Regions from separate parts of the Homo sapiens genome. Here regions 2, 3, 4, 5, 6 and 7 are each linked to region 1. The links are chromatin loops, found by intact Hi-C in ENCODE. Cell type or tissue: mammary epithelial cell. All regions are shown on one strand. Region 1 overlaps CHCHD6 (coiled-coil-helix-coiled-coil-helix domain containing 6). Region 2 overlaps PLXNA1 (plexin A1). Region 3 overlaps CHCHD6 (coiled-coil-helix-coiled-coil-helix domain containing 6). Region 4 overlaps CHCHD6 (coiled-coil-helix-coiled-coil-helix domain containing 6). Region 5 has its middle 16 kb from the start of PRR23E. Region 6 has its middle 64 kb from the start of LINC02034. Region 7 overlaps CHCHD6 (coiled-coil-helix-coiled-coil-helix domain containing 6).

What was found. Hi-C counts contacts between places; a loop is a spot of excess contacts. Peaks named below come from ENCODE experiments on the same cell type or tissue, not always from the same donor. Only the 100,000 strongest peaks of a DNase experiment are listed, where the experiment ranks them.
Region 2: it touches region 1 in a loop (10-fold over the local background); 16 of 110 quality-filtered maps call a loop at or near these places.
Region 3: it touches region 1 in a loop (7-fold over the local background); 6 of 110 quality-filtered maps call a loop at or near these places.
Region 4: a loop joins it to region 1, with 7 times the contacts of the local background. A loop is called at or near these places in 9 of 110 quality-filtered maps.
Region 5: a loop joins it to region 1, with 21 times the contacts of the local background. A loop is called at or near these places in 35 of 110 quality-filtered maps.
Region 6: a loop joins it to region 1, with 5 times the contacts of the local background. A loop is called at or near these places in 5 of 110 quality-filtered maps.
Region 7: it touches region 1 in a loop (7-fold over the local background); 11 of 110 quality-filtered maps call a loop at or near these places.

The regions. Positions count from the first base shown.
Region 1 is chr3:126,750,191-126,754,190 of GRCh38, forward strand. All of the region lies in intron 4 of CHCHD6 (coiled-coil-helix-coiled-coil-helix domain containing 6), which reads left to right. Among named protein-coding and RNA genes, the nearest start is that of CHCHD6, 48 kb to the left of the region's middle. RefSeq lists enhancers at 350-987, 1,626-2,263, 2,016-2,310, 2,076-2,370, 2,344-2,443. In mammary epithelial cell, CTCF peaks have their summits at 2,209 (motif pointing right) and 3,624; DNase peaks (open chromatin) are centred at 2,241 and 3,271; H3K27ac peaks cover 2,321 bases.
Region 2 is chr3:127,000,181-127,004,180 of GRCh38, forward strand. PLXNA1 (plexin A1) reads left to right here. Exons shown (of 32, transcript NM_032242.4): 4 at 3,150-3,290. Among named protein-coding and RNA genes, the nearest start is that of PLXNA1, 19 kb to the left of the region's middle. RefSeq lists enhancers at 472-1,105, 1,844-1,983, 2,006-2,300. In mammary epithelial cell, a CTCF peak has its summit at 2,198; a DNase peak (open chromatin) is centred at 2,141; H3K4me3 peaks cover 178 bases; H3K27ac peaks cover 1,203 bases.
Region 3 is chr3:126,909,901-126,913,900 of GRCh38, forward strand. All of the region lies in intron 5 of CHCHD6 (coiled-coil-helix-coiled-coil-helix domain containing 6), which reads left to right. Among named protein-coding and RNA genes, the nearest start is that of PLXNA1, 71 kb to the right of the region's middle. RefSeq lists enhancers at 1,223-2,422, 1,355-1,834, 1,975-2,054. In mammary epithelial cell, no CTCF peak of the experiment used is centred here; DNase peaks (open chromatin) are centred at 1,691 and 3,751; H3K27ac peaks cover 2,219 bases.
Region 4 is chr3:126,857,546-126,861,545 of GRCh38, forward strand. The region is part of intron 5 of CHCHD6 (coiled-coil-helix-coiled-coil-helix domain containing 6); the gene reads left to right. Among named protein-coding and RNA genes, the nearest start is that of PLXNA1, 120 kb to the right of the region's middle. In mammary epithelial cell, no CTCF peak of the experiment used is centred here; a DNase peak (open chromatin) is centred at 1,546; H3K27ac peaks cover 982 bases.
Region 5 is chr3:127,175,545-127,179,544 of GRCh38, forward strand. No RefSeq gene overlaps it. Among named protein-coding and RNA genes, the nearest start is that of PRR23E, 16 kb to the right of the region's middle. In mammary epithelial cell, a CTCF peak has its summit at 1,862 (motif pointing left); no DNase peak of the experiment used is centred here.
Region 6 is chr3:127,471,705-127,475,704 of GRCh38, forward strand. No RefSeq gene overlaps it. Among named protein-coding and RNA genes, the nearest start is that of LINC02034, 64 kb to the right of the region's middle. RefSeq lists enhancers at 1,404-1,905, 1,906-2,405. In mammary epithelial cell, a CTCF peak has its summit at 1,691 (motif pointing left); no DNase peak of the experiment used is centred here.
Region 7 is chr3:126,955,810-126,959,809 of GRCh38, forward strand. It overlaps CHCHD6 (coiled-coil-helix-coiled-coil-helix domain containing 6), which reads left to right. Exons shown (of 8, transcript NM_032343.3): 7 at 1,607-1,742. Among named protein-coding and RNA genes, the nearest start is that of PLXNA1, 25 kb to the right of the region's middle. In mammary epithelial cell, a CTCF peak has its summit at 1,661; a DNase peak (open chromatin) is centred at 1,632.

The sequences.
Region 1 (4,000 bases):
TGCTGTCAATTCTGCCCAGACATTCATGGGGGTTGCTTCTGGGGACCAAGCAGGGAATATCCCACAGAGTCGTCTTTGACTATTTTCTCCTAGTGCTCATCTGGCCTTCCAGGCAGCTGACCTCAGGGCTTCCACTGAGACCCCAGATGTGCATGTCTCTGTTTGGAAGATGATCTGTTAAGATGCCACCCATGGCAAAGCAGACAGCTCTTCCCCTGGCTGGCTGTCCAAAGTATGGCCCTGGCCAGACCTCAGATGGGGGCAGTGTTTTCTACCAGATCAGACAGAATCGGAGAGAAGTGCTCCAGAGTTGGCGACTCCCTCCTGGGAATTGCTTCAGGATAAGGACTGAGATGGAGGTCAAGCCAGCGTGGCCTTTGGTGCTAGAGGGTCTGCTAGGGGCAGGCCTTGGTTGGGCATGGCTGCCTCTAGGCCTGAGTCTTGAGTGCCTGGATACCCCTAGCATGTGAGGCAAGTTCCCAGAGCTTTCTCCCAAGCCTCCCTGTAAATGAGCAGACCCACCTAGCTTTAATGCTAATTCCTTTTGCAATGAGCCTGAACTTCCTTGTTTCCCAGTTAAAGCCAGCCCATTAACACTGCCCCATCTGTCACCATAAATGGAAAGTTTTTCTAACAGGTGGGCAGGCAGTTCTCCCATGCTAATGAGGAATCGATGAAATTCCTCCAGGAACTGACATCATGGCTATGGGCCCTGCCTTTGCTGTCTCCACAAGAAGGCACAGCTGAGCAAGGGCAGTTGGTGCCCCGTGCTGACCCCAGCACAACATCTTGACCTCTTGAGGATCTGGAAGGGTAGGAGGGAGAGGAACGGTGGTCTAAGGCTTCTCATCTTTCTTGCTCTCTGGCTTTCCCTGGAGTCACCACCGGTAGGGCTGAAAAGGAATGTATGTTTTTCTTTTGTGTTCAGGCCTTGCCGGGCCTCTGGGGGACTGTTATTTTTTTTTTTTCTCTGGGCCTCTGGTTGCACTTCTTTGAAGGCAGTTCTTTTTCTCACTAATAAGAATTTGCCACCATGTGTGGTAGCTCATGCCTGTAATTCCAGCACTTTGGGAGGCAGAGGTGGGCCGATTGCTTGAGGCCAGAAGTTCGAGACCAGCCTGGGCAACATGGCAAAACCCTGTCTCTACAAAAAATACAAAAATTAGCCAGGCGTGATGGTGTACACCTGTGGTCCCAGCTACTGGGGAAGCTGAGGCACGAGAATTGCTTGAGCCTTGGAGGTCGAGGTTGCAGTGAGCCGAGATCATGTCACACTGCACTCTAGCCTAGGTGACAGAGTGAGACCCTGTCTCAAAAAAAAAAAAAAAAAAAAAGCGCCTGCATTGCCCTAACTTGATTTTTATCTTATCCTCTAGGGTAGCCCAGATTCTGCTCCTTTGCTGGGGCCCTCTAGCCAGAGCAGACCTGGGTTTTTAGGGTTTTAGAGTGTGAGTTTTTTATTTATTCTTCTTTTGTTATGTCTAGCAGCTAGGATTGGAGGCTGCCGCAGCATGGTGTGAATTCAGGAGCCGGGTTGCCTGGGGTCGAATCCTGCTTCCCAGTTGTGCTCCCTGAGCAGGGCACTGAATCCTCTGTTGTCCCTGCTGGTGATCCTGCCTCCTCCCTGGATAGTCATAAGACTTCTTGAGATAAGGGACAAGCTTAGAGCAGCACCAGGTGCACAGCACATGGAATGTGCCTGTACTGCCCTCTGAGGTTTACCAGTTATGCCCCTCCAAAGCCTTGTACCCTGTCCACCTCTGGGACACGGCCTCATGCATAGTAAAATTCACTCATCTAATGGCCGTTTAAAAATCACAGCTTTTAGGCCAGAGTCTTAGGATGAGGCCAGAGCTTAGAACCTGTGTGTGTGAGTAGGGGCACTCTAGGACTAGCATTTTGAAATTGGCATTCCTGTCCCACGCATATCCTGTGCTTCACTGGGGACAGGCTCTGGGTGCAGGAGCTGTTTGGGCTTAGAAAAGGTGGGGAAGAAGGCCAGGCTCTGAGAATGCAGCTCACTCCTTCCTATTTTTCATTTGTCACTGGTCCCTGGGAAACGGTTTTCTCCAGCAGTTTTGGTTGTTGCCACAGCCAGAGAGAACCCCACTGTGCCTTGTGAATGAAGTCCTGGAACTGTTGGCAGGACTCTGGTCACAGCAGCCCCTCTTCTGGGATCCGGTCTCTTCCTGTGGTGTGTGAGCGGAGCCCACTAGGTGGCAGGCCTGGGCCACTTGTTGGCTGGAAGAACAGGCGTGCTGGGAGAAGGCCTTGGGCAGGGTGGGGAGAAGGCCCCTTCCCCCGATGTCATCCTCTGAGGGCCTGTAACCTGGTAGCTTTGAGACTGATTAAATCTAGCTGAGGAGGCTGAAAGGCCCTCTACCCAAGGCCTGATCTTTCATCTCCTGCCCTCTTTTTGTTGGGAGACCTGGCTTTTTAGTGTTATCTGACCTCCCTTTGTTGTGGCTGCCCTGGGGGACAGGTTGACCAGGTTTGTACTGCCCTGTGGGGACTTAGCATCCCGTTCGTTCTCCCTGCCCCTTTAGCGCGGCTTGCTGAGGAAGGGCCCGCTTTTCTCTCACCCTGTTCTCCTCCTCATCCAGAAAGTTACTGATGGCTTGGCTTGGATCCAGAAAAATGTAAAGAAGGAGCAGTTGGGATTAGATGAGGAAGGAGAAATATTGGGGTTTTATGATGGGCTGGGCTGGGGCATTGACTCCTCAACCCCAGCTACTTTGTTCCTAGACCTCGTAAGTCACATTGTTTGTCATTGCCAGGTACCCGAGGTTAAGGCCAAATTAAGAACTGTGTCTGTGGACTGCTTCCCCAGCTGGCAGAGGGGCGGGGGATAGGAGGATTCCTTGCACTAGTCCTTCTCTTGGTAGCTGGTGGCACCCTTCAAGCGCCTTTTCCTTGGCTGCTTTTTGTAAAACAAGCAGATTCTGACTTTCTTGGGGGCGGATGGACTGTCACACGATTTTGGCAGCCAAGGGGATTTTTTCAGGGCCCAGGGAAGGCACATGGAGCAAACAGCTAACATATCAGTGGCTTGGACTTCCCATGGCAAGCAGCCGTTGCATGAAGGAACCTCAAGTTGGCATCTGGATATGGTCATGCTTGCTTGTTTCTGTGAAGAAGTCAAGGTTCGGCAGCAGGAGCTGTGCCGTCCTTTTGCCCACCTGGAGGCTGAGGAGGAGGGGCACTGAGGCACTCGTAGCTGGGTGCAGATCATTCCAAAGACATTCCAGGAGCATGCTGCAGCCCGCCTGCATGCCTGCCATAGCTGCGGCTTGTAGACCGGCCTTGGGGTGGAGTTCTCTGTAAACATTGGACGGGGCCTCTGTAGAAGTGGCATCAGCAGAGAGTTTGTCTCAACCTTATTGGGACCTTGGCTAGCATTCTCTTCCCAGATAAAGATCAGTGTCCTGCCTCTCTTCTTGCTTCTCTTCATCTGCCCTTGCCCCTGTCTCTCTCTCTGGTGTACAGGCGCATTGCCCAGAGTTTCGTGGGCTGCCTTTCTGCAGCAGTGGGTGAAGAGAGGGCCCACGGGTTTGGTTCTTCCTGCTCTCTGGGCTGCAGTGCTCCAGCACGAGTCTGGGTGGCAGTGGGCACCAAGGGCTGTGGTGGGCACATGCTGAGCCTTGCTGGAAGTAGTACTACCTGAGAGGTACCAGCACGTGGCCTGGAGAAGCTCAGCAGTACCTGCTTTTCCTGAGAGGGGTGGAGAGGAAAGGGATTGCCAGGCTTGAGTGTTTATTGGGAAGGTGGTGTATAAATTCCATGTGGAGGCGGGGGATCCTGTTAGAATTATTCACATGCTTCCTTAGAGTCCCAGCAGCATTGACATCCCTGTTACCCTGATCTGTAATCTCTGGTTTGTCCACATTAGTCCATAAAATAGTCATAGCAGTTAGAGCTGCAGTTCTTTGGATCACAGTCTGAACTGCCTTGAGAGAAGGTAGCAGGTAGTAGAAAAGGTTAAAAGAATCTCATCTGTGTT
Region 2 (4,000 bases), 250 kb after region 1:
TTGTGGAAGGTTCTGGTGGTCTTTGGGGAAAGATTTGCAGAGCAAGGAGGTGACAGCTGGGGGAAGATTCCAGGGCATGCCTGTGGCCCGTTCCCATGCCCGGGACACGTCAAGCCTCTCATTTGCTCTGCCAGCTGCCCAGCTGCTGTGGGAGGGGCTTCTGGGCCCAGCCACCTCGAGGGTGGGCTGCCTCCAGGCGGGTGGCCCGAAAGTGGACAGCTGTGGCCAGGGTGTGGGCGTCGGCACGTGGGCTCCCGGCCGGCGTGTGCCCTTCTGTCCTGCCACCCGCTCTGGCCCCAGGTTCACCTGCCGTCTGTGCCCCTGTGCTCTGGTTCTCCTGGAATACCCTCCTGCTGGGTACTGGCTCCCCCTTCCCACTTTACGAGCAGCCTCTGTACTCCTCCCAGGTGCAGTTGCGGGTCCAGGGCCCAAGGTTCCTCTGGCAGGTGCTGTGTGAGTCTCAGCTTACCTCCTGTCTGTGTGGTTTGATAAAGCTGGCTTGGCTGCACAGGCCCTTCACCCTGAACTCTGGCTAGGACACAGACACATGTCCTGGGGACCATTGTCCTAGCTGGATGCCCTGTAGAACATGTGTGGGTGCACAGGGGCCCTGCTGAGTCTGGACCGTGGCGCCTCAGTGAACAGTGTGGGGCCTGCACCTGCGTCACATCCATCCTCTGGTCTGGTGTGCTGTGCCGTAGTGGCCTCCCCAGTGCCCCGCTCACACTGGCCATGCCATGGCCTCTCCTGGGGCTCTGTCTCCCTGGGCCCAGCCTGTGTGTGTGAAGGGGTGGAGGTGGCAGGTGGGTGGACAGATGGGTACATGGCGGATGGACAGCTGGACGCGTGTGCTCCCGGCTGCAGCTGTCAGAGCCAACTGTCCAGTCGGCATGCTGCTGGGTGGAGCGGGGCGTTCTGGAGCCTGGGGCCCAGCTCCAGAAGAAGCTCCTATGGCTTCTTCCCTTCCTGGGACCCCTCCTTGCACCCCTCACCCACCGTTCCTTTCCTTGGAGCTGGTGTGCCCCCTGGACCTGCCCTTCTGTGACCCGTTTCTTCACCCCTTGGTGTGACATTTGTGCCCCCAACCCTGAGTGGGTGGATGCCTTGCAGGCCGGGCCAGGGTCAGGCTCCGGCATCATGTGGCCCTGGCTGTTGGGGAGGTGGGTCATGTCCTTGTTGAGACACCTCTCAAGTGCTCCCTGCATGCCGGGCCAGGGTCCATCAGCTCAGGCTGAAGGGGCTCTGCTACCAGGGGCAAGAGGGGCCAGGGGCCATATCCCCTGGTGCTGGTAGGGGAGGGGGAGCTGGGGCTGGGCTTCACAGCGGGAAGCCGCTGGGGATATCCACAGGACTGTGAGGATGGAGGAGATGAGAGGAATCGTGGTCCCTAACCGGGGTCTTCCAGGTTGGAGCCGCAGGTCTGCGCACTGGGCATACCTGCCCCAGCCTCCACCCAGTCTGTGTCCTGCCCTCCTCGCCTTCCTTCCCCCACTCCCTGGTGGCTGTCTTAAGCCGCTGGCTTGGATGTGTGGTTGGCTGCGCAGGTGCGGTGATTGCTGTGGGCCTGGCCACCCTGGGTCCCCCTGCTCCCGCCTGGCACACCTGGCCTGGTTCTCATATAATCCTCAGAACAACTCTGTCTGAGGGAGGCAGAGAGAGGTTTGGACCCAGGCACTGTGGCCCAGAGGCTGGTCCTGGCTGGCATCCGCCTGGGTCTGAGTACCTGCCTCTGGCCACTGACCCAGAGCAAAGCAGGGGGTTTGTGGTGCTGGCATCCTAAGCGTCCGTCGGGCAGGCCTTGGGCCAGTGGTCATCTTAAACAAGGACTCCTACTCCTGCTGTGGCTGCAGGGCAGGCAGGCACGGGTGCACTTGGTGCGGGTGTGGGTGCAGTCCAGGCCCCACCGGCAGGGGTGCTGGGCGGCCGTGGCCTGGTTGCTCCTGGGCCGCCCGCTGTCCCTGCATCTCTCCTCCCAGAGGCCGTGGGCCATGGCCCTGCAGCCAGTGCAGCTGGGCCCATCCTGGCCGCCTCTTCCCCTGCCCAGCTTTGGGCTCCACTCTTCCGGGTCTGGTTTGACTTAAGCCTGCTTGGTGGCGAGGCAGCTGAGCGGATGTGGGGGGTGGCCGGCGGCGCTCAGGAATGCGGCCCTCCCCCTCTCCCAGCCGACAGCCTCTTTGGCTCAGAAACACAGCGCCCCACCCTGGCTGGCCGCCCTCAGCCCAGGCCTGATGGATCGGACTCCAACCAGGGCTTTCGCTGGGCCCTGCTGCCCTGGACCTGCCCTGCTCTGTAACCGTGAGGAGTGAGGACACAGAGGAGGGGTACTGAGTCTGGGCCTAGGCCCCTGCCCTGAGGTGGAAGTGGAGAGGTAGAGCGGGAGCAGGAGTGGGTCAGGCTGGGGGAAGCAGGCCACAGCCCGCAGCCTGAGAGCCTACCCTGGACTCAGAGCTGGGCAGACACGCCCCAAGAGTCCCATCTCTGGAAAGCCCCGTGGGTCTCTCTGTTAATTAAATACATTTGTTTGGTAAAAGCAACTAAAAATACTTGCAGCATCGTGAGCTGCGGAGAAGAGCTGGCTAATTAACGCCTGGTTTGTTTGGGATCTGGAATACATTTCCATGCCGATGAGACGCCCACCCTCCTCCACTGCCTTGCCAGGATGCCCCCACCCCTAGGACACCCCATTCTGGAGTCTCCTGGTCCACTGCCCTAGACTTCCTGTGAGCCCTGGCCTCTGCCCCCGACAACCAACATCCCTCCTTCAAAAGCCCAGCCTGGCCCCAGGGATGGCTAGGCACCCGTGGGACTCCTGTAGCCTTCACCCTGGGTGTGGCCATGCTGCTCCGTGGTGGGTGCTGGGCTGTGGTTGTCTCCAGGCCCCAATACCTTCTGGCCTCTGCTGACTGTTAAAGGGGCTGAATCACAGACTGGCCTGTTGGGGTCTGAGTTTGCCCTGCACTGGGGCTGGGGCTGGGGCTGGGGCTGGGGCTGGGGATGTGGAGAGTGAGTATGGCTGGCGCTGGTCCTCTCTGCTCATGCATGTCTGGGCAGCTCAGGGAGGGGCTTTAGACCCCTGACCTTCTGTGGGGGGTGGGGCTGGGTCAGGGAGGTATCAGCACAGCTCCAGTTAGGGCCCCTTGCTGCCGCAGATCCTGGTGGACCTCTCAAACCCCGGTGGCCGGCCTGCCCTGGCCTACGAGAGCGTCGTGGCCCAGGAGGGCAGCCCCATCCTGCGAGACCTCGTCCTCAGCCCCAACCACCAGTACCTCTACGCCATGACCGAGAAGCAGGTGGGTGCTGCACCAGTCAGACGGTGTGGCTGAAGGTGGGGGCCCTCCTACCAGGAACCCCAGTCACAGAGCAGTAGGGGTGGGGCCACATCACAAGTTGGGCGTCCATGGCTCCTGGTAAAAGTAGTTTCAAGCTGGTCTGTGCTCTGCCTCCCTGCAGACTTGTGGGCTCGGCTGGGTCTGCAGGGGAACCGGTCTGGTCACCAGGGGCCCCACAGCCTCATTGCTGCCTCCATGTTCTCCTGGGCTGGGTTTGGCATTCCCACCCCTCCCCTGTTGACTTCCTGACCACAGAAACAGATGTATGAAGGAGAGCAATTTCAGAGGCAGGTGTCACTGGAGGGTTTGGGGTGTGTACTGGGCCACTGAGTCCTCAGGCCTAGGGCTGGGTCTCTGTCCAGTGGGTCTGCCCACAGGGCCTGTGGCTGGCCTGGTCTACCCAACCTGGTGCCTGGCCCAGCTCTGTAAGGCCATGGAGTTGAGTCCCTGGCCTGGCTTGCCTGGAGTCCACCCCTGCCCTATGGCCCAACCTGGTAACCTCGTGGCAGCTGGAGGGTGGGCAGATGGGGCAGGTGGGGCCAGGTTGGGCACACCAGCTGAGGCCAAGCCTCCCTCCCCTTCTGGCTGGCTCGTTTTTCCTCTGCCCCTCCTGGGCGCAGTGGGGTTCTGCCTTCCTGGGGACCTCAGGGACGTGCCTCCGTGGGCACTGG
Region 3 (4,000 bases), 160 kb after region 1:
TTCCAGGAGCTCTCGAGAACTGACGGCCTAGCCGGGGAGAGCTGGATGCCATCATCCACACAGCTGCCAGAATGTTCTTTTAAAAACACAAATCAGCTGGGCACAGTAAGTCACGCCTATAATCCCAACACTTTGGGAGGCCAAGGCAGGCAGATCACTTGAGCCCAGGAGTTTGAAACCAGCCTGGCCAACATGGCGAAACCCCCTCTCTGTAAAAAATACAAAAATTAGCTGGGCAGGATGGCACACTCCTGTAGTCCCAGCTACTGGGGTGGCTCTGAGGTGGAGAGATAGCTTGAGCCCAGAGGTCGAGGTTACAGCGGGCTATGATCACACCACTGCATTCCAGCCAGGAGCAAGGCCCTGCCTCAGGAAAAAAAAAAAAACAAAAAAAACAAATCTTCCCTGCCCCTCCTTCACTGAAAAAGGAAAGCCTTCTTCACCCTTATTGCCCATGAGGTGCAGTCCAAGCTTTTGAGCCTGCAGCTGGCATCCTCCACGTCCCCTCCTGGCCGTTGCCCTGTGCCTCTGCAGCAACAGTGGCATCTCCTGCCCCATGCACAGCCCTGTGGCAGCCCCAGGCTCCTCGCACTGCTGCCTGTGTTCAGGAGACCTCCCTCTCATTTGGCTCATTTCTGCTCATCCTTTAAAATTCATTAAAATGGATACACCCTTTGACCCAAGAATTTGACTTATACAGTGTTCCCTACAGATACACACAAAGTTCTAGATGCCAAGATGTTCCTCTTAGCTTTGTTTATAATAGTAGAAGACTAGAAACAACCTCTGTACAAGGATGGGGAGCTGCTTGAGTGATACTCAAGGGATGACACTACAGGGTATTCATTCCTACTACTAAGTGCTGGTCAGCTGGAGTGGGTGAGGTCTCTGAGGATCAATGGAAAGATGAGGTGTGGCAGATCGTGTCTGCTGCAGTCAAGTGAGTGTCAGGAACAAGTGGGGCACATGTGTGTGCTCACTCACACATGTGCCCATGCATGCACAGCACCTCGCCCTGACAAGGACGGGGTGCACAGAGGAGTAGGGATAGGGCTGAGTCCAGGCTGGCCAAGAGGCTCAGTATTCACCACACACCCTCCATGCTTTCCATTTTTGTTTTTTAAAACCATATGTAAGTATTTTTCAAAAACATTGTTTAGTGTAAATAAAAAAAACTCAGCCTCAGTTCAGGTATTGGCTCCCAGGAAGTCAGTCTGACCCATGGTTTCTGCCAGGCTGTCCTTTCAGGTGCCCCACAGCACCTGGGAGGACTGGCTGAGTACCCCATTGTAATTATGATGCCACCATCTCAGAGCTCCACGAGGCCAGGGAGCAAGCCACACTTGTCTCAGAACCTTCTGGCACTTGGCGGGTTCTCAGTGTGCACGTTGGTAGTGTCTAGTCCTTCTAGAAGCCCTGACCTGGTGATTGGTTGAGGAGTCCACAGAGTGCCCTGCCCTTCCCAGGAGATGGAGTCTGGGTCCACTCCAGCAGCCTTGGAAAGGCCTGGTGGATGAGCAGCTTTGTGAACACAGGAAGCCAGCTTGGTATTCCCAAGTTGTGGGCCGGAGACCTTCGAGTGCCAAGGGAGCTGCGGTTGTGAGGACATCCGTCCCTGTAGGTCTGCTTAGGCAGATTAGATGAGTGGGGTAGGCGGGTCAGGACAGGACAGGACGGGGAATTTCTCTGAGTCATTCTGAGAAACAATAGAGGAAGCTGCAGCAGGGTAATCACCGCCACTTCTTGGCCTGTGGGTACTTCCTGTGACAAATCGAGTTGACCACATGTTCAAACTGAGCTTGCAATCAAACCCAAGCACTATCCAAATTCACCGGGGCCAGGCTGTTTCTGGCAGTATGGCATCTTGAGCACAGGCTCTGAGTGTCTACTGAAGCCCACAGCAGGCCGGGCCCATCTGGGCCAAGGATTCGCTCTCTGAGAAGGTTGGCAACAGGTGCCTGGGCCTGCAGGATGGTGACCTGACACTCAGGAGCCCTGTGGGCACAACCACAGGAAGAGGGGTTTGGCTCAAAGAGAAGGTCTGAGCCATGAGGTTGTTTTGTGGGAAAGGAAGTAGGCCAGGATGAATTGTGGGGGGCGGGGCTTAGGATGAGGTGCATTTTAGCTCTGGAAAATTCAGTGGCTGTGGTGGGCTGAGGTGGGTGCTGTGTGCCAAGATGTCTCTCCACCAACTGCAGGCTGGGTGATACCCTGTGTTGCTGTTGAGAGAAGTGACTTACCCAAAGAACACCGCCAGCATATGCCAAAGCGCAAATCAAAATGTGGGTCTGTGGTCCATGCCATCTCCTGATGAGGTCTCATGAAGGGGAACTTCAGACAGCTAAGCAGTTCCCACCCAGGCTGTGGCGGAAGGGCGTCTGCATGGAGTGGGAGGGAGGCCCAAAGTTGTTATGTCTCTGTCCCTACCGCCTCGCCCAGGACAGGCAGTGCTGGTGGATACTGGACTGGTCGAGGCAAAGACGTAATCTCTCGTTTGAATGTGAGGGCTCTAGAGAGAACACTGGAGCCCCCTTGCTGGGCATTTTGGCAGCAGCTGGCTGTGGTGGGAGGAGAACCTGTATTTATTTCGTGCCTGTCGTATGCCGGGAGGGTTGGCATTTCCCAGCTGTCATTCCCAGTAGCTGTAGAGGGAGGCATCCATTATCTCCTTGGCTCAGAAGTGAGGAGCAGCGAGGTGACTTGCCTAAGCTCACCAGGCAGTGGAGGGTGAAAGGCCCAGAGGTGGCCCCCAGGCCTCCCTGACTCCCCCGGCCCAGCCCAGGGCAGAATGCCAGCACCTGGTGGTTCTTCCTCATCACATGAGCCAGGTGCTCTTCCCCAGGGGCTCACCTTCCACATTTACCTCCCAGTCAGCACTTCTCTGAGGCCACGATGCAGCAGGGGAGTCCTTGGGGTAAGACTAGAGGGGGGCCTGGTTTCCATCTGGACCTGCCTTCCATGCCCTATGGCCTTAGAGGTGGGGGGTCCATCCCTGCCTCAGTTACCTTCCCTGCAGAAGGCCGAGGGGGGTCCGTGGTGCACAGGAAGTGCTTTCCCTGGGTGGCTCTGTGCACCTCTCACTTCGTGTCTGCCCAGCTTCAGCCAGGCTAGCTGTGTGCCTGGTGGGCGGAGAGAGCCAAGTTGAAGTCCTACAAATGTGCAAGGCAACGCAGCTCTAAAGTTCCTTCACTGCCACACAAGCGTGTTTCAGGGACTGACTGATCTGTGCCTGCAGTAGGTACCTGAGACCTGAAGCTCCCATTTGCTCATCTGTAGAACGGGGATAATCATGCTGCCCGTATGAGCCTTTTTTTTTTTTTTTTTTTTTTTTTTTTTTTTTTTTTGGGAGACGGAGTTTCACTTTTGTCGCCCAGGCTGAAGTACAGTGGCACAATCTCGGCTTACTGTAACCTCCACCTCCTGGGTTCAAGCGATTCTCATGCCTCAGCCTCCCAAGTAGCTGGGATTACAGGCACCCGCCACCACACCCAGCTAATTTTTTTTTTGTATTTTTAGTAGAGATGGGGTTTTGCCATTTGGGCCAGGCTGATCTTGAACTCCTGACCTCAGGTGATCCACACACCTCAGCCTCCCAAAGTGCCCATGTGAGGCTTTGAGGAGTAGATGTGGTTGTGTCTGCAAAGGGACTGACCTTAAGCCAACTCCAGGTGACATCTGCTGTACCTTCCTCACCCGCACTGGGGAGGTCTGACCACGGGCCCTGCCCCACCTCAGGTTGTTTCATTTCTGAAACTGCTTCCTCATGAGTCAGCCCAAGGCTGGCCTTCTCCCTGCTGCCTACATGTCCACATGTGGGCTTCACCACACTCCCACCTGGAGCACGGCAGGAGGCTGCTAGCAGATGCGTTAATGTCAGTCTCCCCTCAGAACATGCGAAGGTGCTGGAGCTTCACAAAGAAAGGAGGATGTGGACCTGGGCCTTTGTGGCCTGGAGCAGCTTGCCTCTGAGGCACAGCAAAGTTCCATAACCTACCCAGAG
Region 4 (4,000 bases), 110 kb after region 1:
GACACCGCTCAACAGACGTCCCTATCCCAGGCACACTGGTCTCTGCCTTGTCCCTTGGTGTGTAGGGAAACACAAGCTACACAAGGTGTTTGGAGGAGGAATTAAATATAGGATTTCCACTTCACAGGAAAAGGAGTGGTCAGCAAATGTGAAAAGAGCTCAGCCTCACTACATATCAGGGAAATGCAAATTACAACCACAACATGATACCATTGCACACTCGGAAGAATGGCCAAAGTGGAAAAGACAGGCAGCTCCAAGTGCTGGCAAGGATGTGGTTTAACCTAAACTCTGAGACACCATTGGTGGAGTGTAAGTTGGCATAGCCACTGTGGAAGATCGATAGCCAGCATCTTTTAAAGCTGAACATGGGTATGCCCCAGGACCTAGCATTCTGCATGTGCCCCCAGGTTCACCAGATGTGCCCCCAGGTTCACCAGAAGAGAGGCTGTAGAATGTCCATGGTAGTGTCATTCACGATAGCCCTGAAAATGAGGAGAGAGGCAAGTGCCGGTGGTATTCATGATAGAGCATTGCTGGCATGAAAGTGAGCCGTCCACAGCTGCAGGTGCTGCTGTTGGAACTCCAGACACACTGCTGAGGAAAGCAGCCGGGTAGGGAAGAGGACCTACAAACTGTGATTCCATCTACAGAAGGGGTGAAGGCAGCACAGCACATCTATGGTGTTAGCAACTGGGATAACAGTTACCCTTTGGGGGCAGCAGTGACTAGCAGGGGTCATGTGGTGGCAGGGGCGGGGGCGGGGGGGAGGGGTGGGTAAGGCTTCCTTTCATGACCTTGGTGTTAGTTACAGGTGTGTTCAGTTGCTGAGAGTTCATCTGGCTGTGCTCTCAGGAAAGAGTCGGCACACGAGGCTTCATAAAAAGTGGGCTGCAGCTGAGGAAGGCAGCCCAGCAGGGGTGCCCCATGGCCTCTGCTGCCCCTCGCTGCCAGGCACCCTCCTCGCTGGCCTGCAGCGCTCTGCTCAGGATCTGCTTTCCAAATCCCAGGGACCTTACAGGCCTTAAACATCCTCTTCCAGGCCCTCCCAGGCCCACCTGTGTTTGCCTCGCCTCCTCGTGTGACTGGAGGACAGACCAGTAGGGATAGGCTACTCGCCTTATGGAGAGACACAGCCAGAATGCGGCAGGCCCACTGTTAGCCCACATCTGTTTGCACCCGGCCCGCTGGGCTCTTGCCTCCTCTGAGTTCTATAATTCTGAGTACCTCCTCTTCTGACCAGGTTGCTCCATGTCCATTCAGTCTAATAGAGTTGCTAAAACCCTGTGTCAGGTGCTGTGAGACAAGGGTCATGGGCACAGAATGAGGGCTGGGTGTGGAGCTACACCTCACTGGAGTGCCCCATAGGCACCGCAGAATCGCCTGCTGCTCCGTTGTCTGTCCCCCGCTGAGGTTTGAGCCCTGTGCATATTCTAGCACTTGCCACACTCTGTCTTGTTAGCGCCTGTGGCTGTCTGCTCTGCATCTGTGAGCACAGTCCTTGCTGGTCTGATTCATCAGGTGATTCATCGCCAAGGGCTGAGGATGCAGTGCCTGGCATAGAGTAGGTGCACAGTAAATGTTTGCAGGAATAAAGAAGGGAACGTGTGTGTATGCAATCAGGAAACAGTGACGCAGCGGGGTTCCAGAGGAGGAGGGAGCCTTTGCCCAGAAGGCTTCTCAGTGGGAGCTGTGTTTGGAGAGAGCAGGATGTCAGTGGGCCGCATGCAGGGCTGGTAGTGGAGAAACTGGGGCTTCTGGCTGGAGAGCTTGGCCCCAGCCAGGTGCTATGTGAGAAGGGAGGCCACAGGTGGTACAGCTGGGAAAACAGGCTGGCCTGAGAAAGAATAATGGTGCCATTAAGAGAAAGAGAAAATTTAGGTGAGCCACTACACTTGGAGAAGGTTGTAAATTTAATTCTAGGCTTGCACGTATGAGGCAGAGATGACCAGCTGATGATTGAGAAGTATCAGACAGGGAGTTCTGTGTCCTACAGAATGACAGTCACTATAATTTTGTGAGCATATGCTATGTGCCAGGCCCTCTTACATAAGTCATCGTGAATCCTTGCAGCAACCCTGTAAGGTAGATTATATTACACATGTTCTACAAATGCAGAAGCTGGGAAGCAGGCTGAAGTAGCTGTCAGAAGCCATGCACACGGCTGATAGATGAAGTCAGGTCTGCGAGACTCCAGAGCCCGCTCTTCCACTGCCACGTGCTGCCTCCCACCGCCTCCCGCATCAGTGAGTGGAGAAGAGTCCAGGAAGAATGTGGTTGGCAGTGCCAAATGCTGCCTGTCAGAGACATTGAGGACGAAGTGAGGCCTCGCTCATGCTGGCGTGAAGGCCCCGTGAGCTGTGTTGAGGATGCATGTCCTGCATTGTCATGGAGACTGATGCTGGGTTCCATGTAGGGTTCAGGTTCCCCAGCACTGGAGAAGGAGGAGGTCTCCAGACACGTGCTCAGTGAGGGGTGTGTCTCGTTGGAAGAGCCGCCACCTGCCTGCCGGTCACTCCAATGTGGCCAGCAGTACTTCTGTGAGTGAGAGAGGCCCAGAGTCTGCACCAGAGATTCAGAGCAGGGTCCCCTACCTTGAGGATGTGAGTGTGAGAGGCCTATAGAGAGAAGCTGCTAGAGCCTGGGGATTCAGAGGGAACTGCTAACAATGACCTGAAAACAATACAGCAGGAAAGCTTCCCTTGGGGAAGAGGCCCACCTTCCACCGTCATGGGGAGCACTCTTTAACCTGCTGAGTGAGGGATCTGAGCCCAAGGGACTTTTGAAGAGTTTTTGAATCAGAGTTTTCCAAACACCGCATGTTCTCACTCACAGGTGGGAATTGACAATGAGAACACTTGGACACAGGAAGGGGAACATCACACACCGGGGCCTGTTGTGGGGTTGGGGAAAGGGGGGAGGGATAGCATTAGGAGATATACCTAACGTAAATGATGAGTTAATGGGTGCAGCACACCAACATGGCACATGTATACATATGTAACAAACCTGCATGTTGTGCACATATACCCTAGAACTTAAAGGATAATAAAAAAAGAAAAAGTTTTTCACAAGGTTAGGCTGAAGAAGGGTACCGCCAACTGGTTAGCCCATTAACACCTTTTTTTTAGTAATGGTACCACCATGAAAGCTACCATTTTGTGTGTTCTCAGCCGTGTATTGAAAGTGAGAAGTGAAATAGCATATTGCTTAGAGATTGACGACTGCCTTTCTTAGCAAGATGAGCTTTTGTGCACTTGTCCTGGTGGGACCAGGTCCTTTGATAAATGTGATCAATGAGACAGGAATATACAAAGAAATTGATAACCATTGACCCAGTCCAGTTCTTTTCACAGATGGCCCAAGGCAGTTAAGTGGTTTGAGAGTTTCCTGGTATTGTAAGCCTTGGGTTTTTAGATTGAGAGGGAACCGAGTTTGAATTAAGACTTTACCACTTACTGGCCTTATAGAGATGATGAAGTCACTTAAGCCCTTGAGCCCTGGGGACTTTCATCTTTAAAAGGAAGACACTAGAGTTGCATTTCCGTTTATGTAATAAAGGACATAACCTACAGGCTAGCCTGCTGTAACATATCCTTGCTACTGCTGTTGTTGTCATTGTTCCTGGAGGTCACACACCTAATGAATAAATAGCAAGGACTCTGCCTCCTTGCATCCCTGTCCACAGACCTACAGTTTTTCCACTATAGTGTGAGGATAGTGGTTAAGGTCACAGGCTCTGAAGTTAGGTACTTTTAAGTCGTGGCTTCCCAACGTGTGTACTAACCGTTATAACCTCAACCAAGTGATTTACTCCTTACTGAACTTCACTTTCTTCATCTATATAAAGTTTCTACTTCGGATCATTATGAGAAGAAATGAGATGGCTCACAGTGTTTATCCAGGAGGAGCTCTCAGTAAGCACTTCATAAAAGATTTCCATTCCCACCCCTGCCCCTGCCACTGCCACCGCCACCACTACCAACACCACCACCACCAG
Region 5 (4,000 bases), 430 kb after region 1:
CAGGCTGGGAAGAGCACTGGACAGGACTCAGCACACTGATGACATGAGGCCTGATTTAATGCAGGGCAAATGTGCATCCCACGCAGAACCTATGAGCAAGAAAATATCATCGGAGAATGGGTTACTGGGGCAGACAGGGTTTGATCCACGGACGGTAAATGAAGATACAAGATTTTGTTGTTGTTGTTTATAGAGTTAGGGTCTGGCTCTGTCACCCAGGCTGGGGTGCAGTGGCATGATTATAGCTCGCTGCAGCCTCTACCTCTGGGGCTCAAGCGATCCTCCCACCTCAGCCTCCTGAGTACCTAGGACTATTGGTTTGTGCAACCACGCCTAGCTAACTAAAAAGTATTTTAGCGATGGGGTCTCATTCTGTTGCTCAGGCTGGTCTTGAATTCCTAGCCTCAAGCAATCTTCCTCCCTTAGCCTCCTGAGTCACTGGAGTTATAGGTATAAGGCACTGCATCCGGGAGAAGGTTCTTCTAAAAGGGAGAGGATGCTGGGGGGAGAACAGGAAGGGGTGAGAGTCAGGGCAGACCCCCCAAGGTATCTGTGTCCTTCTGCCACCTCGAAGGTGGGCTCTCCTTGCTAGCTGAGTGCAGATGGCCTTCAAGGTCTGCTCTTGCTAGAATTCTCTGTCTCCCCCAGTGGGAACTATTCAGGGTCATGGAAATGGAGTCTGAGGGGGTAAGAGAACTGCCTGACCCCAGAGCTTCTGACCCTCAGATCATGTCCATAGAAACTACTGCCCCCCAGCACCAATGGCTCTCCCAGTCTTTCCAAGGAGCATCAGGAGGTGCTTCTAGGATGAAGAGAGACAAAGGGTAGATTGGAGGGGCTGCAGCCCTGTGAGCTTAAGGATACCAGCCCCATGAAAAATCCTAGAATAAACAGTTACATGCACGGTTTGAAGCCAAAAGAGCCAACCACCAGGAGTTGACAGGGGCCCACTAAGAAACATTTTGATGGAAGACCGATATCATGTGCCACAAGTAGATGGTGATCAGATAAACACGAGGAGGATGAAACAATGTCATCCACTACATATCTACCCTGGTTGCTATCTGCCTCCACTTACTGCACTTTTATGAGGCTTAAAGGAGTTTTCTTCAACGCAAAGAAAAGAGACACTTCAGAGCGTATTAGTCTATTCTCATGCCGCTAATAAAGACATACCTGAGACTGCATAATTTATAAGGGAAAGAGGTTTAATTGACTCACAGTTCTGCAGGGCTGGGGAGGCCTCAGGAAACTTACGATGGCAGAAGGGGAAGCAAACACATCCTTCTTCACATGGTGGCAGCAAGGAGAAGTGCAGAGTGCAGGCAGGAAAAGCCCCTTATAAAACCATCAGAGCTCGTGAGAACTCACTCACTATCATGAAAGCAGGATGGGAAAACTACCCCCACGATTCAATTACCTCCCACTGGGTCCCTCCCATGACACGTGGGGATTATGTGAACTATAGTTCATGATGAGATTTGGGTGGGGACACAGCCAAACCATATCACAGGGTAACAGCTGACCTCACTCGAGATTCTTACGGGCAATCAAGAACAGAACAGCACTCTCAGTTATGACTGTTTTTATGAATATTTTTTTAACATTTGTTGGTAAATTCTGGCAAATGCAATAACACAGGAAACTGAAATGGGAGGTAGGACTCTTGTAAACAGCCACGTTTATCTTAGTTTAGTATACTTACATCCCTCTAAAAAATAGAAAACTAATTACAGTGAAGGGACTTCTGTAGGTGGCTGAATATAAGATAAATATATGCAAGTAAATAGCTTTCCTATAAATACAGCAGCCAGTTAAAAACTGTGACAGGCACAGAGATGTGCTGCTCAAATCCCCTTCATAGAGGGACTTCTTGCTCCACCTGCTGGGAATGTAGTCAGCAGCCTTCAGATGCCAGTCTTTTCAGGGACAGCCTCAACGGGAGATGGACAGCCTCAACAGGAGATGGCCACCCTGACCTTCCCAAGGGTGGCCTTCCCAAGGCTGTACACATCCAGTGACTGAGGGAAGCAAGGATGAAACCCCAACTGGACACCTCCAACAGGGTGTTTTAGTTCCTGGGATCCTCATGGGGTCAACTAAGGTCATCAGGCCTGCCTGGCCCATGAGCTCTCTTTTTTTTTTTTTTTTTTTGAGACGGAGTCTCGCTCTGTGGCCCAGGCGGGAGTGCAGTGGCGCAATCTCGGCTCACTGCAAGCTCCGCCTCCCGGGTTCACGCCATTCTCCTGCCTCAGCCTCCCGAGTAGCTGGGACTACAGGCGCCCACCATCACGCCCGGCTAATTTTTTTGTATTTTTAGTAGAGACGGGGTTTCACCATGTTAGCCAGGATGGTCTCGATCTCCTGACCTCGTGATCCGCCCGCCTCGGCCTCCCAAAGTGCTGGGATTACAAGCGTGAGCCACCGCGCCCAGCCCCATGAGCTCTCTTGAACTTGACCTTGACCTCTGTCTGTCCAGTCCTGCTTCCTTCTCCTCTCCCCCATAGCATTGATTCCAAGAGTCAGCTGCCTGGAGAACCCAACATAGAATAATAATGTTTTGGGAAAAATGTCCCCTTAACAATAGCAACAGAAAGTATAAAATAGCCAACAATGAAATATTAAATGAATTTCATAAAGAAAATTAAAACCAGGGGAGAGAGTCCTGCTTCAAGACAATAGGCCATCAAATGCTACAGTTGCCCTGTGATGCTTAATTTTGGTGTCAACATGACTGGGATTAGGGATACCAAGGTATCTGGTAAAGTGTTATATCTTATTTTTGGGTATATCTGTGAGGGTGTTTCCAGAAGAGATAAGCATTTGAATCAGTGAACTGAGAAAGGAAGATCCACCCTCAACAATGCTAGCAGGTACCATCCCATCCTTTGAGTGCATGGATAGATCAAAAAGACAAAGGAAAGGCAGATTCACTCTTTCTCTGTCTCTCCTTGAGCAGAGAAATCCATCTTCTTCTGCCCTCAAGCAATGTAACTCCAAGTTGTCAGGCCTTGGACTCAGACTAAATTATACCATGTCTTCCCTGGTTCTCCAGCTTGCAGATGGCATATCATGGACCTCTGAACCTCTATAATTGTGTGAGCCAATTCTCACAGTAAATCTTCTATCTATCTATCTATCTATCTATCTATCTATCTATCTATCATTTATCTCTCTATCCATCCATCCTGTTGGTTCTGTTTCTCTGGAGATCCTCGACCTTTGCTAAACCCTGGCCTGTGACATACCCCTCTCTGCACTAAATCCATACCAATAAGAAAAAATATTCAACAATTTAACAGAAAATTAACCATCCCACTTGTAAATAAGAAGGGGACTTCTTGGTAGACTTGAAACTGGGAGGAGTCCCCAAAAATGCACAGAATAGATGGGATTATATGGGAGAAAAAACTGCTGGCCGGACAAAGTAATGTCTGCAAATGTCAAATCAGCAAATGTCTAGAGATGCCCATGCTGTCTTCAACAAAGGGAGGAGCCCCTCCAGAGAGAGTTAACACATGAATCTTCAGGAATTTCTAAAAGCTATCGTTAAAACAAACAAACACTACACAATTACATTCAGAAAGATAAAGACTACTACTTCATCCATAAAACAAAGATGGGGGTTATGAAACAGAACTAAATAGAGATGGTGGAAATGAAATATATAACATTCCATGTAAAAGATTAATAGATTGGACACATTGCAGAACAATGCAGCACAAAGGAATAAATAGCTGGAGAGTATGGAAAAATGGGACATTGAGGTTTCAGGGACGTTCAATATCTATCTAGTTGGGATTCCAGAATGGATTAAATAAGAAGAAATATTTTCAAAAAGTAAAACAGAACCTCTAGAACTAAAAAATAAATTAATCTTCAAATCGAAGGCACACACTGAGCAAATCACCGTAAGACAAAAAACTGGCCACACTATGCTCACATTCCATTACACCAAGGATAAAGAATCAACCCTAATAGTTACCAATAAAGAATGTGG
Region 6 (4,000 bases), 720 kb after region 1:
GACCAAGGCCTGGGCAGTGGCAGAGTGTCCGGCCTTTACATCTAGGTGCTATTTCTACTCACACCGAAGAATGGGGTGTGTGTTTGGGGTGAAGGTATACCAGGAGGGGAGAGCAATAAATCCGTAAGAACAATTAAGTGATTCCCAGAATGAATGTCCAAAAGTATGGATTATCCTAGTTGAAAGGACCCCCAAGCCACAGACTCTGGACCCTGCTTTGCAGATAGGTAACTGAGCTCCCAAGCTATCCCTATGTCCTCAAATAAGTGACAGGACCAGGAATAGGATTGGGGTCTCCCCGTTGGGTCTCCCAATCACCAGCCTGAGGCTCTAGACATGCCTGTGAGCTTCTCCTCATTCCGGAGACCCCAGCGCCCCTCCCCAGGTCAGTGAGGGAAGAGAAGAGTCCACAGAGGGCCCCACTGTCTGAGCGTGGAGCTGCCTTCCCTTTGTTTAAGCCCATTGTCTTTTGTAATTAGAAAATAAATTACTTTTTCTCAAAGAAGCATGCCTGGTTCTAGCTCCATGGATAAGAGGGATAAGAGGCAGGGTGCATCCGTGGCCTGACAGGTGGAGAGCTGGCACCCTATCAGCCCATCCCGGCACTAAGGCCTATGGAAAAGAGGGGGTAGGGGAGGGGGAAGCTGGTGGGAAGGAGGCAGGCAGAGGAGGAGGGGGCCAGGAGTTTGACTAACGCAGACCCTTTGTGTCTGCAGCACCAGTCCAGCAGCCAAGAAAACAGAATCCAAATAGTTTTTGAAAGAGGGTCCCTCGGGTTCTTACTCCAGATGGGGAATGGGTTTTAAGGTGGCCCTACTGCACTGTCCCACCACGTGTGTGCGTTGACAGCATCCAATCCCAGTGTAGTTGTCTGGCTGGAGCCTGCCGGGCCAGGGCCCCCACTGAGGAAGAGCTGGGCTCCAGCTCCTGCCCTGCCCTGCCCTCCTCCTGTGCTCACTCCGTTCCGCCCCTCGGCCTCCATGCTCACCCTCAGCACCCCCACCCTAAGGCCTTCGCCTGCTGCCTAAAGGTGTCCTCAGCCAACCTGGCCGCCCTCCCGAAGGTCTCTGCCCACCCCGTCCTTCCGTGACCTCCCACCCTGCCCTGCATCTCATTACACCTGCCTGCTTTTTTCCTCCAGAGCTCTATCCCCTTCTCTCACTCTATCAAACTTGTTCTTTTCTGTCTCTACCTCCCCATGGATGGGGGTTCACAGTCCTCACAGCAGAACTGGGGCGGCCTCGGTGGGGCAGGTATAGAATGAAGCTGTCCAGGCCTGCAGGCACCCTGTCCACGGAGGCCTCGGCCTTGGAGAGAGGCTTGTCTTCCCAGCCATCCAACTGGGTTTTTTGAGGGTTTATTTCCCTGTGTCATGCCCATCCACTTCACTGTTTGTTCCCAGCACTGCAGTTATGAAGCAGAGTTGAGCAGAGAGCAGGGCCCAGGGCTCCTTTGAGGCTGGCATGACAGAGATGGCTGGCATTGGGGAGAGATCCTTAAGGCCAGGAATCTTGGAGGACAGGGCCCCACCCCATTCCTTCATGGAGATTCTCCACTGCATCAGCTGCAGAGCTGAGTTGTGTCTGGTTTAAGGAAAGCGCCCTTAGGGGCTGGTGCAGGGTCCCCAGTGCTCCCTGGCTTACACCTGTGACCTTATGCCGAGAATTTACCTTGACCAATGAGTGCCACCTGGTGGAGACACCTGGGAGGTTACGCCCACCCTCCCATCCACCCCCGGAGGTGGAGAGCAAAGCTGGCTGTTCTGACTGAGCAGAGCACAGGAGCCCAGGCCCCTGGCCTCAGGGCAGGACAGAGCCAATGAGATTTGTTCTCCAGAACGCTTCCCCGCCCCAATCCCAGCGGGCCCCACTTGAGACCACATTCTTGCTCGGCACATTCACTTCCCTCCACTTACAGGGGTCCCCTGAGAGCTCCCTCAATAAACCAGGCTCAGGCCCTGCCTCTAAGGGGGCAGCCTAAGCTGGTGAGGGTGTGAACACCACCCGGACCCTCTCCCAGGCCCGGGGAATAACAAGCAGGAGTGTGGGAATGTCAGTTGGCAGAGCCTGAGCCAGGGAGGGCCAGGATGAGAAGGCAGGGCTGGAGGTCCCCACACAGGAGGGACCTGAGCCAGGACCAGAAGGTCAACCAGGGGCCCCAGCAATTTCTAGCCCACACAGGGCTGTGTCAGAGTCCAAGGGTCAGATCTGAGGACCTGGGCAGGATTTAGCTTCAGCACTTATTGCTGGTGGAAGCTTTGCCACAAGCTAAGAACTCAAGCCACCAGTGAGATCTTCTGAGAGACAATTACTATTCAGACCCTAAGGCCTTGGCCCTGCTGGGACTCCTGAGTCCCCACTATTAGAAAGGGCCTCAGGTGTCCCCAGCATCTGTTGTTGGAATTGTACGAAACTAAAATTGCTATGCAAAGCTGCCAGGATTGCTGAATAATAAAGTGAGCTTGGAAGTAGTCCAATGACTAATTTCTTTAATATATAAAGAGTTTCTACAAATCACTAAAAAACACAATGGAAACTTTGTTAGAAAAAAATAGGCAAATGTTAGGAGTAGGAAATACAAAGTTTTCAACTATATTAGATGTTTATTATCACTTAAAATAACATATCACAAATGCAACAAGATGCCATTTTCATCTATTAGATTGATGAATATCAGAAGATTGGATAATATACTGTCCAGTGAGGATGCACATGAGCAGACCTTGCACCCTCCAGGTGGGGTGACATTTCTATCCACTTACAAACACACTTGCCCTTGACCCAGCATCACTTCCGAAAGTTCACCACAGGTGTACCAGGACTCGAGGATTGAGGTGTGTGTACAGCGTGGTGGTGCAGCAGGACAGAGGACAGAGAAATGATCTCAGTGTCCTTCAACAGGGACTGGTCACATGGACACAGCACATCCATATGGCGAGGTCCACTGCAGCCACTTTAAAAAGAAGGAAGCAGATCTGTACATGCTGATGTGGATAACCCACATGCAGACCATGAAGATCAAAAGGCAAGCGGCAGAGTGCTCTGTATGACATGCTACTATTCGTGTGTGGGTGTGTGTGTGTGCACGTGTGTAAAATATATCTAGAGTGATGCTCATGAAACTGACAAGAGCCATTGGCTCTGGGAAAGGAAGCTGGGCGTCGGGGTGGGAGAGACACGGAGTTCTCACTGTATTTTGATTCTTGTTTCTAAGATCTTTTCAAGAAACAAAGTTTAAAGCTAAACTTCAAACAGATGTCTATCTGAGACTCAGGGGAGGGGAAGAAAACAGGAGGAGCCGAGCTAGAAGGGCCCTGGGCCTGATTCAGCAGGAGGGACTAGCAGGGAGCCCCCAGGATGTTCCTGGGGAGAGGGTGGGGAAGGAAGGGACTAGGGAAAGGGGCCCTAACCACAGGGGCAGAGTGAGTTGGGGTGCCTGTGGGAGGCATGTTGGGGGGACACAACCACTCACAGGGTCCCTTCTGGATGGAACCAGATGCATTTGCCAGGGGCCAGGTCCACTGGGGTCAGGGTGGGTAGAGGTAGACTGGCCCATCTGCTTATTAGACTTCAAGAGCTGATTCCCTGGCGGGGAGCTGAGGAGCAACTTGGAAGGATCCCCAGAGTGGGGCTGATAGAGAAACCTGGGGTTTTGAACCCACCCCAAGGACCCCCGACACACACACACACACACACACACACACACACGTCCTACTTAAAGCTCCTCAAGGCTTCCCATCACTCACACACACACACACACACAAAAAAAACAAAAACCGTTCCCATAGTCCACAGGAACCCATAAGGCCCAGCCCCATCTGCAGCTGCACCCCACGCCCACCCCATGGGCACACCCGGGAGCCCTAGCCTCTGACCCACCAAGCCCCACCCACCATGGGCTTTGGTAAGAAGGTTGCTCCTAGGATGTTCCTTCTTCCCTCACCCACTCCACCCACCACCTACCTCGTGAACTCCTCTTTGTCCTTGGAGGGAAGCTGGGC
Region 7 (4,000 bases), 210 kb after region 1:
ATTGTCCCGCGTAGTCAGATGAGACAGCAGAGAGACCTGCTCCTCCCTGCTCCCTTTGACCTCTGCTGCAGAGAGGACTGCGCTGCATACAGTGGCCTGGGGATGACATGGACGAGAAGGGAAGACCAGACCCAGGTGGCATCACTGCTAAGTCAGCAGTGTACAGAAGTGTCCACCCGCAGACTTCCAGAGCAAGACAGCTAAATATGGGGTCCTGTTCCCAAGCTGTCGAGCATCCTGGTGCTGGTGGTTTCTAGCTGAGGAACTGTGTTCAAGTTATCGTTAGATGATAACGGCTCTGGAGACCCTGGTGGGAGAGCAACTGACCTACATATCTCTCTCTCCACGTACCTGGAGTGGAGCTGTGGCATGTGTGACAGTGATCCTTTCTATTGCTAAGAAACTTGAGGAATGGCTTTCTACATTTTTACAGCTCTTTTTGGTGCCCTCAGCCGTGAGTGGTGTTCAATTTGGAAAGGCTGTTAAGTGTTACAGTGGGTCCGTCTACAGCTGGGAAGGGTCCTGGCCTAAAACCCACTTAAGAAAACAAATGAGCAGCAACAGTACATCCAAAGCCATGTAAATAAATATGTCCCGCTCCTCCACTGTCCAGCTGCATGGCCTTAATTCTCTGAGCCTCAGTTTCCTCATTTGTGTGAACAGCATGATGAACGATAGTGTCTGCTACCAGAGCTGTAAGGAGCAGCACTGAGCACGCCCAGCAGCCGGAGGACAGCACCTGGCTGGCAGGGAGTGCACGAATGTGCTGTTGTGTGTGTCAGTGTGCGCACGAGAGAGAGAGAGAGAGAGAGAGAGAGAAATCTGGAAGGAGACCAACCAATCCAAAATTACGCTCAGGAGGCTGGGCCAGTGACTGACTTTAGTTTATCTATATTTGCTCTTTTTTTCCACAACTTTAGAAAGTGAACTTACTCACTTTTGTGGGTTCTAAAACTACTTTGAAAAAGAAAGAAAAAAATAGTAAATTACCCCCAAAATATTATAATGGTTACCTCTAAGAAGTAAAAAGAACATTTTTCATTTCTTTAGACATTTCTGTAGATTTCATTTTCCTTATTGCACGCATATTAGTTTTAAATCAGGAAAAAAAATAAGTCACATGGTTATAGTCACGGGTAAACCACAGGCACAGGAAAGCCCAGGAAAGCAGCTGACGGCTATCCTGGGCACAGTGGGGCGGGCTGTCTCAGGCATAAAGGGATGGCTATCCTGGGCACAGCGGGGCGGGTTGTCCTGGAGGCGGGCTGCACCATCCTCATGGGGGCCCTCCAGTGGGGCTTTCCTGTCTCCTGAGTGTACACAGGCCCCAGTGAAGGAGCCCGGTGTGGAGCCCCATACCACAGCATGTTTCAGTGTCTGCTATATTGTGAGCCTAAGCCACCCACCACAGGGCTTGACCCTGCGACCGTCCTCTCATTTCTAGAACGGGAAAGCACAGTGCTTCTCCTTGAGGGTTAAAAGGATGCTGCTGGGTGTCAGGGACTTAGCCTAGCGCCTGGGAGGTAGGTGGAGTGAATGTGAGTTGTTTCTCTCCCCTGCCTGCTGGCACCTGAGCCCCAGGCCTGCCTGCTCTTGTCTTCTGCAGGCCCCGCAGGGTGGAGCCCGTCTGCTCAGGGTTGCAGGCCCAGATTCTCCACTGCTACCGAGATCGCCCGCATGAGGTGCTGCTGTGCTCGGACCTGGTCAAGGCATACCAGCGCTGCGTGAGCGCCGCCCACAAGGTAAGGCCTTGCCTGCCTCCCAGGTTTCCAAGGGCCTTGGGAGGTAGGCGAGGTACCTCTATCTAGCATTGGAGATCTCTGCCTGCCTTTTCCTGTTAGAATCAGATGCTCCACTTGGAGGTCTCTGCATTTGCCAAGGGAGGGATTCTTCGCTTTCCTCAGTCACCTGCACACTCTCCTGGCTGCTTCCAGGAGCGCCTTGGACATCTGGCCCCAGGGAGATGATCCCTGTTGCGTTTGCCCTATTAGGCTGGGTGGGAGCAGGCTGGGTAAAGTCAGGCCCCACCTTCAAGGGCCGGGCCCCTTGTGGGTGCCGGGGACTTCTTAGCCCTCGGCACTTAGGGGTGGGAGGGTGGCAGAGGCCCGAGTGCAGAGTGGGGGTCCCAGCAAGGATAGGCCATCTGGAAGAGGAGTGGGAGCAGATGTGGCCATCAGAAGCTGCTCACAGCCACCCTGCCCTGAGCTGGTCTACAGGGGTGTGCTGGCTTGGCCTTCCTGGTGAGTGGTCCCAAGCCTCATGTGCTCTCTGGTCACCTCCCACTCCAGTGGGCCTCGGTTGTCCTGGATGCCTGTGATGCGCTCCCAGCCAGCTCCTACTGCCTTCCTCCCCCACCCCCAACTGCTGCTCTCTATCCTAGATAAGTCCTCCCCCTTCCCAGGTCCCGTAGCGTCCTCTGGTGCAGTCAGGCTGTTCCCAGCCATACCTCACCCTTGCCCCACCCCAACAGGACAGCTCCCACCTTGGGGAGCATCATTCACTCTCAGAACACCTAGTTTGGGCTCCCCAAGGAGTGCGGCCTGTTTGTGAAAATGTATGGGAGAAACAACAGGACGAGGTCTCCTTTCCCACGTAAAAGCCTCTTTGGCCTGAGTAGGAGACAGGCTGCTTTAGGTACTTGGGATGGAAAAGGCTGAGGCCAGATGCTCTGTGCTCTCCAGCCATGTCCAAGGGGAGATCTGTCCCACTGAACTGAGCGGGGTCCTGCAGCCCCAGGCCTGCAAGAGCTTCCTTGGGTCATGCCCTGCTCACACCCATCTGCCAAGGCTGATTGTTCCACTCTTTGCTGGTCACAGCCCCGTCCAGCACCGACTGTCCCTTCATGGCCAGAACACAGCCCAGAAGTAGCTCCACACAGGATGAGTGGTCGCAAGGCCTCTGTCAGCCTTCCAAGAGAGGGAAGCCCTGGGTAGGACAGGCGGCCTCCTCCTCCATCTCAGAGGATGGAAGGCTGCTCACTCTGCTTCCACGTGGGCAGGAGGCGCTGGGGCACTGGGTAGGCTGGGCCAGACCAGGGCCCTTCGCACCGACCAGACACTTAGCTCCCTACTCACCAGCAAAGTGAAGCCTCCAGATCCTCCACACACCCAATCAAGGGCAGCTCCGAGTCTCTGTTCATCACACACCTAACTCTTTACCGAGGGATCTGCTGCAGCCTCTTGGCTTCCTGGCAGGGCCTACGCCTCAGTGGCCAGCCCTAGACTCCATCCTCTCTCCATCCAGCCCCACCTCTGTGGTAGTTTTCAGCCCCTACCCACCACCCCTAAGAGTATTTCTTTAACAAACACACCTCACCAATATATCTTCCTCGCACCAAGGCAAAAATGTGATTACCAAGGAAGACAGATCACATTAAACCCCAGTGTATTCCCTGAGAGAGGCTCTGGGACACTGCCAGGTCTGGCTCCCTCCTTCCCGGCCCCTACCCCTGACATGACTAGCAAAGAAACCAGAGACTGAGCAATGGCAGTGCCAGAGGCCTGCCTGCTCTCCCCACGTGCTGCCTTGGCAGTGTGTGTGCATTTGGAGACGGCATATTCAACCTGACTCCCTCGGAGCCCCAGCACCCAGGCACTTGGGTGGTGCCCTGTGTGTGAGATGTGGCAAGTGCTGGAGAAACTCTCACCACCCTTCGCCAGCCTTCGCCTCAGAAGGCTGCTGGCAGAACCAGAGAGCGGGGAGTGAAGGGTCCCTAAGAGGGATTTGCTTATGCAAGGGGCCAAACAGCAGGGGACAGAGGCCCACATGGTCAAGGGCCTTGGGGTGGGGCAGCACTGCTTCTCTCTCCAGGATCTAACATCTGCCCTGGGGCTCCTAGGGCAGGTAGGTGATGCCTAGGCCCAGAGCCTGGCACCTGCCTGTGTGCAGATGTGCTGGGCATCTCAGATGAGGACAGGGGCCTCAGGCTGTCCACCACAGGACCCTGACTGTGCGGACCCCAGCATCCCAGCAGGCTCCTGCTGAGCTGTGAAAAATCAGA